Regions from separate parts of the Mus musculus genome. Here all the other regions are linked to region 1. The links are chromatin loops, found by intact Hi-C in ENCODE. Cell type or tissue: heart. All regions are shown on one strand.

The links. Peaks named below come from ENCODE experiments on the same cell type or tissue, not always from the same donor. Only the 100,000 strongest peaks of a DNase experiment are listed, where the experiment ranks them.
Region 2: it touches region 1 in a loop (5-fold over the local background); 4 of 42 quality-filtered maps call a loop at or near these places.
Region 3: a loop joins it to region 1, with 3 times the contacts of the local background. A loop is called at or near these places in 23 of 42 quality-filtered maps.

Annotation. Positions count from the first base shown.
Region 1 is chr6:136,860,238-136,862,737 of GRCm38, forward strand. No RefSeq gene overlaps it. Among named protein-coding and RNA genes, the nearest start is that of Art4, 3.9 kb to the left of the region's middle. In heart, a CTCF peak has its summit at 951 (motif pointing right); no DNase peak of the experiment used is centred here; H3K27ac peaks cover 2,108 bases.
Region 2 is chr6:137,191,049-137,193,548 of GRCm38, forward strand. No RefSeq gene overlaps it. Among named protein-coding and RNA genes, the nearest start is that of Rerg, 23 kb to the left of the region's middle. In heart, a CTCF peak has its summit at 1,238 (motif pointing left); no DNase peak of the experiment used is centred here.
Region 3 is chr6:136,979,349-136,981,848 of GRCm38, forward strand. It overlaps Gm30055 (a long non-coding RNA gene), which reads left to right and starts at 1,466. Exons shown (of 3, transcript XR_378077.3): 1 at 1,466-2,298. In heart, a CTCF peak has its summit at 1,340 (motif pointing left); DNase peaks (open chromatin) are centred at 133 and 1,143; H3K4me3 peaks cover 222 bases; H3K27ac peaks cover 1,342 bases.

The sequences.
Region 1 (2,500 bases):
TCTTTCATTAGGTGCTCCTGCTAAGGGACCACTGAGTGCCTTCCCTTTAATGTTCCGTTTTGGACTATCGTTGCTAACTCTCGGACATGCTTGCAGCACGAGCCTGAGTGTGTTTTCTGTATGCTTGAAGACATAATCGAGAGAACTGACCGCTGAGATATGAATGTGTATATTTAGGTTTAATGGCAGCCACCAGCGATGTTTGAAATGGCCTCTTAAGATGTTTGAAATTCTTAGATTCCCCATTACCAGCTGCTCCTGGGTATTGGAGGCATGGCAAGAACTGGAGTTAGAATCTGAGCGTTACCACCGTGCTCCTCACTCATTCACACACTGGCTAAGCTAGCTTTAAGGTGAGACATCTTGCTGGGCCTCACAGACTCAGGAAGGTTAGCGAGGTCAGACTCCTGCTTTCGTGAGAGACTCTGCTGGGCACCTCTTCTGTTTGGCTTTATGCTTGTTTTCTCAGCCTGCAAGAGAGTCAGGAGTAGAGACATTTAGAACCTTTTATCTTCATTTTTATTGGATGAATGTTTTGCTTTCATGTATCTGTTTGCCACATGTGTGCCTGGTGCCTGTGGAGGTCAGAGGAGGGCATCGCATCTTCAGGTTTGATAGGTGGCTGTGAACCCACACCCTCAGGTTTGATAGGTAGGTGTGAACCTCTCTGTGTGGGAATTGAACTCAGGTTCTCTGCAAGAGCAGTAAGTGCTGTTAACATCTGTGCCACCTCTCCAGTCCCGAAAGAGTCACCTTAACTTTCACTCCCTAGATGTGGCTACTGAGGTGAGGTTTTGGGAAATTGAACGAGTTACTTACTCTCCTGTCCTTCATACTCCACTGTCTCCCCAAGCTCGAAATGAGTGGTGTCAGTTTGTAATTATTGTTTGGGCAGCGTTCGCTAACATTCTTACTGTGAATGCCACTTCTAGACTTAGACCAGTAGAGGGCAGCAGGAACTTTGATAACATTTAATGTGATTCCCTGTGTTGTGTGTTGCAGGAGGAAAAGGAAAGTGTTTTTCAGTGTGATTTTTTTTCAGGCCTTACATTAAGTAGTTTAGTCACTGGGAGGGTCTTGCCTAGAGTTTAGGGGTGGGAGATGCTTGTATAGCCCTACTCGATTCTCAGCAGCTCCTGTTGAGATCTTGAACTCTCACCCGTGTGTCGGTTTTATCGACGAGGCATCTTACTGCTAGAAATCCGTGCTGTTGCCAGGAGAGGAGTTTGGTAGAGGCCCCGTATTCGACAGTCAAATCATTTTTAAGCTGCCTGTACTTTGTAACTCTCAGTTATCATTTACCGTCAACATCCTCAGAGAAGTGAGTGAAGCTGTCAGCTACCGCGGTGACTGTGAATCAATCCACTCTCTGCCCTATCAAGAAAGCATCTTAGGCTGTACCTGAGCCCTACAACAGCTGGAGAAGTGTTTGTTGAATGAATGAATGAATGAATGAATGAATGAATGAACAAGGGAGGGAGGGAGGGACTGTGGTGAAATGTCAGTACCCAGTGCTGCTCATCCTCCCCATACATTCCTTTATTCTGGACAGACCTCTGAACACTATAATATGTTTATCAGCTCCTTGAAGATCTTATGCAGTCCATTCTGATCATATTGCTTTTCCGCCCCTCCCCCAGCTCCTCCTGAGTCTGCATCCCACCTCCCCCGGCCTCTCCCAACTTTGCATCCTTTTTACAAATATCCCACCAAGTCCATGTGTGCTACCCATATACTCATGGGTTCGGGGCCATCCACAGGAGTGTGCTTGACCGTCCAGGGGACACCCACCTAAAGAAGAATAGTCTGCCTTCCCAGAAGCCATTGGCCATCGATAGCGTCTCATTTAGGGTGGGGACTCATAAGACTCTCCACTCCATGTTAGAATGCTCGTTGGCTTAGCCTTGTGCCGGAGACCAGAGCTGCTGTGGGTTCCAGAAGACAGAGGTGCTGCCGCTTCCAGTGGTCACTGTTATACCTTGGTACTCCATGACTCCAACCCTTCCTGTTCTGCCACCCGTCTCTGCGAAGTCCCCAGAGCCTTGCAAGGGTGGGTGGGTGTTATCCTGCGAACAGCTCTCATGGAGTTAAAACGCTCACTGTCTTCCTGTAAAACACTCTCCGTGCTACAGCTGGACATAACAGAGCCTGGAACGATGTAGGCCTTGTAGCTCCGTGTTCCAGCCAAGTGACACCTCTGCTATGTTGAGAAGCGGGAAGAAGGCCTTAGTAGGGATTGGGAATCCCACTCTGCAAAGCCATGTGCTAAATAAATCTTTACTTTAAAAAAAATTGTTAAAACCTAGGGAGATGCACAGCTAGCGTGTTGGCAGTCAGGACAATGTAAAGGAATGGGTCTTCTTCCTCCACTCTGATGGCCCAGGTCATCGGTCTTGGTGGCAAGTGCTTTTCACCCTGAGTTCTTTGGTCTCCCTTATTGAGGCCGAGGATGTGGCCGAGTTGGAAGGATGCTCTGTTAGCATTCATGAGCCTCTGAGTT
Region 2 (2,500 bases), 330 kb after region 1:
AACGCCAACCATCAGCAGGCGGGTCTTCTTTGGACAGTGGAGTGTCTCTCCTGCAAGTGTTGGTCTCTACCGCAGTTTGGTCTGTTCTCAGCTCTGTCTTCTGTTCCGTAATAGAATCCTGCCCACTTCACCCTAGTGGGTCTCCGACTCTAGCTCCAGGGCTGCAATGGTGGGAAACTCATGGTGGGAGGAGCTTGAGGCGGGTGGTCCTGTCGCAGGCAGTCCGGAAGCAGAGAGAGATCACTGGCGCTCAGCAATTTCTTCTTTTGTTGAGTTCATGAGCCCCACCCATTAGATGGTTCCTCCAACCCTAATTAACCCTGTCTAGATAATCCATCACAGACTGCGCAGAGATTTGTTTCCATGGTGATTCTAACTCCAACCAAGTTGATGATATTAACCATCACAGCCCTTGAACGCCCCTGTGCCAGCCACGGCCCCCAGTGTGGGACCGTTGGTTGGTGGTACTGCCGTTGAGTGGAGATTTCTGATTATGCTCTCTTTGAAGGGGTAATGGGGTCAGGTCTTCTTCTTTTTCATTTCCTGCTTTGAGATGAGTAGCTTTGCCCAACTATGTCCTCAGCTACATGAAGAGTTTGAGGCTGGTTGTAGTGTGGACTACACTCACTCCAGTTACAAGACAAAAACAAACACACAAATCAATATTCATGAGGCTTAAAAAAATCCTTTTTAATTTAAGGGACTGGATAACTGAGGTAAAAGTCCTGGATGCAAACACATAGTGAGGAGTTGGTTTCAGAGGGAGAGACTGGGTTTTGAAAGTCTGGAAGGGGATTGTGGAAAGAGTGCCAAGTTTGAGTATTGAAAGCGAAGTCTGTGTTTTGGGCTTGTGAACATCCCAGATAAGGCAGATGTCTTAAAACTGTCATTGTAACTTAACATTCAAAAGAATTTTACCTGAAATGATAAATCTAAACAGCACAACTTCGAAAGTGGAAAGACAGAAAGTAAAACAGAGACCCCGGAAGAAACAGCTCTATGTAGCTGACATGGCTTTGGGGGGCTAAAAAATGAGTTGTCCGAATTTTAATTTTACCGTTCTGGCTTTCTTAAAAATATTTTTACTAGAACTAAACTCTTGGAGAGTTCTGGATCCCACACAAAATCTATGCCTGTGTCGATGCGTATGGATCTCTTAGCTCTGGGGAAGGTAGAGGGAACTTGAAGACCAACTCCTGAAAGGTTTTTGGCCAGGGCTGCATCTGTGGTGCCACCTAGTGGTAGTTAGGGGTAAAAACTTTTTTCTTTTCAGAAGGTGAGTATTGGTTTGCTTGCTTTCAGCAGCTTTATTTAAAACTGAGATTAAAGAGTTATGAGTGTTTGTGAGCAGCCCGATGTGGGTGTTTGGAACGAACTGAACTTGAATTTTCTGCAAGAGCAGTGAGCTCTCTTAACCACTGAGACATCTTTGAAGCCCCCAACTGATCTTTGATACTGATTAAAAACAATAATTTATTAAGTCATATATTCTATAGTATTCTATTCTTTAACATATCAAGTGCTATGGCCTTATAAAATAGAATGTTCGAGCACTGAGTTCAGCATTATCATGCATGCTGATTAGGAATATTACTTTCCTTCTTTGCCTTTAGTCTTCCACCATGGGAGTCAGGCAGTTATTTCTTCCGTGATTACATTAGAAATTACTCATATAAATTGTATGCCCCCAACAACTATCTATACACAAATATATTTGAAAATGTCACTATCTATCATCTATCTATCTGTCAGTCTATCTATTATCTATCATCTACCATGTCTCTGTCTCTCTCTGCTGATCTTCAGAAGCAGTAAGCTCATATATATATATATATATATATATATATATATATATATACACATATACATATACATATACATATACATATACATATACATATACATATACATATACATATACATATACATATACATATACATATACATATACATATACATATACATATACATATACATATACATATATACACACACACATACATATATATGTGTATTAGTAAAAATGTAGCAGAAAAATGCTGTCAGTCACCGGCTAGTTGTTTGTGTGTGCACATGCATGCACACTTGTTTAAGAGTTTCATTTCTTTTCAGGCTTTCTTTGTTGTTCTCATGTTAATTCTCTGAGGACCCTGTCACAGTTTGTAAAAGCACTTCGGAATGTATAGCCTCGCCTGCTTTAAAAGTTTGTTACCAGTATTTTTGAAGGTTGGTTCTCTCTAGCACATTCTGGAAAATTCCAACAGCTGCCTCACCTGCTCGTCCAGGATGTCTTGTCTCCACTCTGGCCGCTGCAGGTCTGCAGTGAGCTCTGCCTGTGTCGCTGGCTTCCCAGTCTCAGTGTGTTCTGAACATCACTGGGGCAAGCAGGGTAAGAGGTGCTGTATGCAGATCATCAGCTCTGAAGCACGGCTTTCAGATCCAGACTTAGCTCTGCAACCCATACGACCTGCGTGGAAAACAGTCTGAGCCTTGAAAAAAG
Region 3 (2,500 bases), 120 kb after region 1:
GTGATCCAGTTCACAATGGAGGGAAAACCACAGGGGCAGGCAGCCGTGGTGGTAGGAGTGAGCGCCTGCTCCCCCTCATTGCTTGTCTTAGCAGAACAGGAAGCAGAGAGCAGACAGGGACGAGGGACAGACCAGATAAACCTCAATGCCTGACCCCAATGGCCCACTTCCTCTGGTGAAGCCCACTTCCTAAAGGTTCCATAACCTTCCAAAACACCAGCCAAAACCCAAGTCAAGTGTTCAAACACAGACGTCAAACCACGATGCCAGGCTAGTCCGAAGCGGTAGACCAGGCTAGTCCGAAGCGGTGGCATGGTTGCTGAGGGTGGTGTATGGGTCCTTCCTGGCTTCCCCCTACTCGGATCTTCCTTCATCCTCAGCCCCCGGGAAGACAGAATTCAAAGTCTCTGTTGTTTAAATCGTCATGAAACACTTGGAGAACAACGGATGGTGAGCATCGGGAGACCCAGGCAACCACAGCTTCAGGGGCTCGCGTTAGAGCAATGAGCGCTGTGTCTTAGGAAGCCCAGGAGTAGAGAGGGAAGGGAAATGGCTAAGGAAACTGTGTCGGTCTGTGGAGGCCTGCAACATCTATAGTCCCCTGACTGTTAGGACAGATAATCTAGGTAGACCTGACTCAAGAACAGGAAAGACGTTTCCCCGGAAGGATCCCATGCACTGCCTGCAGTCTGCATCTTGTAAATATTTCAGCTGCCTTTCCTTTGACAACCTGCCTTGCAGAGCTGAGACCTGCTCAGCCAGCCTTAGTCATGATGTCCAGTCTAGCCTCTGGTTCAATGGGGACTAGTTTCTCGGTTTGCTTACATGCTATTTCTTATGCTTCTCTGGAGGAATAGTCACAGACACACACACACACACACACACACACACACACACCCCACACCCAAACTGGAGAACCCAACAATTTCCAAGAATTAGCTGGAGGGCTAAACATGCAGCCACCAAGAAGCCGAGGCTGGAAGACTGCAACTTCAAGGCAACTCTGAGCTACACAGGAAAGAGGGAGGGAGGAGGAAACAAAGTATTGGAGGGACTGGCTATAGGAGGAAGTCAGAGTGTCCACAGTGGACGGCAATTCAAGCTCTGTGGTTACTCTGAACACTTGTCACCAGGGTGCTCTAGCCAGAGAGTGGACAAGTCACAGGTTGTAGGACCGGGGGCTGCAGATGGGAGGGAAGCCTGAGGAGACCCTGGTCTCTGCGTGTTACTTAAGGCCTTAAACTATTCTTTCAACCATTTCTCTTGGTTCTTTACTCTGTGCTATTTTTAGCAACAATACTAGCTGTTTAAAAGTCCTAAGTTTGACTTAGACTGCCATCTTGTGGATGTTTGGGTTCACAACAAATAACAAAAATGCTAAAACTAAGTCCCTTTCCTCCTCCTCCTCCTCTTCCTCCTCTTCCTTTTCCTCCTCCTCTTCCGTTTCCTCCTCCTCCTCCTCTTCCTTTTCCTCCTCCTCTTCCTTCTCCTTCTCTCCCTCTTCTTCCTCTCCTTCCCTCCCCATCTCCCTCTCCTCTTCCTCTTCCTTCTCCTCCTTCTCTCCCTGTTCCTCCTCTCCTTCCCTCCCCATCTCCTCCCTCTCCTCCTCCCAGCCTCTTCCCTTCCTACAGACTCTCACTGTGTATCCCAGGGTGACTGAAGTTGGATGCTGATTGTGTATTGGGAACCATCCCTCAGCCCCCCCCCCCACACCGAGCATCCTCTTGTCTTTGCTGTCATCTCTTCTCTGTGCCTCATCTTATTGCTGACTTGGAAAGAAAGCACAGCTCATGGATCCTGCTCAGTTGGCCAGATACCAACACTGTGGTGACTGCTTGTTTTCCGTTTTCAGCCTTGAGTGCTTCTATTAGTAAAGTCAGAGCGAGTGATGATGACCTACTACCTCTTCCATTGTCAACATGTCCTAGGAATGTGTGTTCTGATGTCGGGAATGGAACTCAGCCCATTCCATTAGGAAAAACAGGATAGAATGAACTTAAACATAGACCTTCCACAGTGGTCCAGCAATCTCACTACTGGACCCAGAACTAAACTAATTATTCTGTCACAGAGCTGTCTTCCCTCTCTCATCTATCGTGTCGATGTTTCTCTTGGTCCTTTACTCTGTGCTACTTCTGCAAGTAAGACTAGAATGTCACTAGTAAGACTAGAGAAATAAGGAGTGGACCAGTGGGGACTTCAACAGAGGAACACATGTAAAGAAAAAGCGATGGACCAGGCAACAGAGTACCATCCGGCCTTGAAGAGGAGTGCAGGCCCTCATTTGTAACAGCACAGGTGAGCGTGCGTGTACATGTTCAGTGGAATAAGCCATGAACAGAAAGACAAATATTGTGATCTCCACTGTGGAAGGTTGAAAACAAGTCAGACTCACAGGAGCAGAGGGTAGAGTGTTGGCTTCAGAAATCAGCCGGAGGGGTTGGAAAGGTGGTGGATAGACAGATAACTTCAATGAGAGAACAAATAAGTTCAAAGCTCA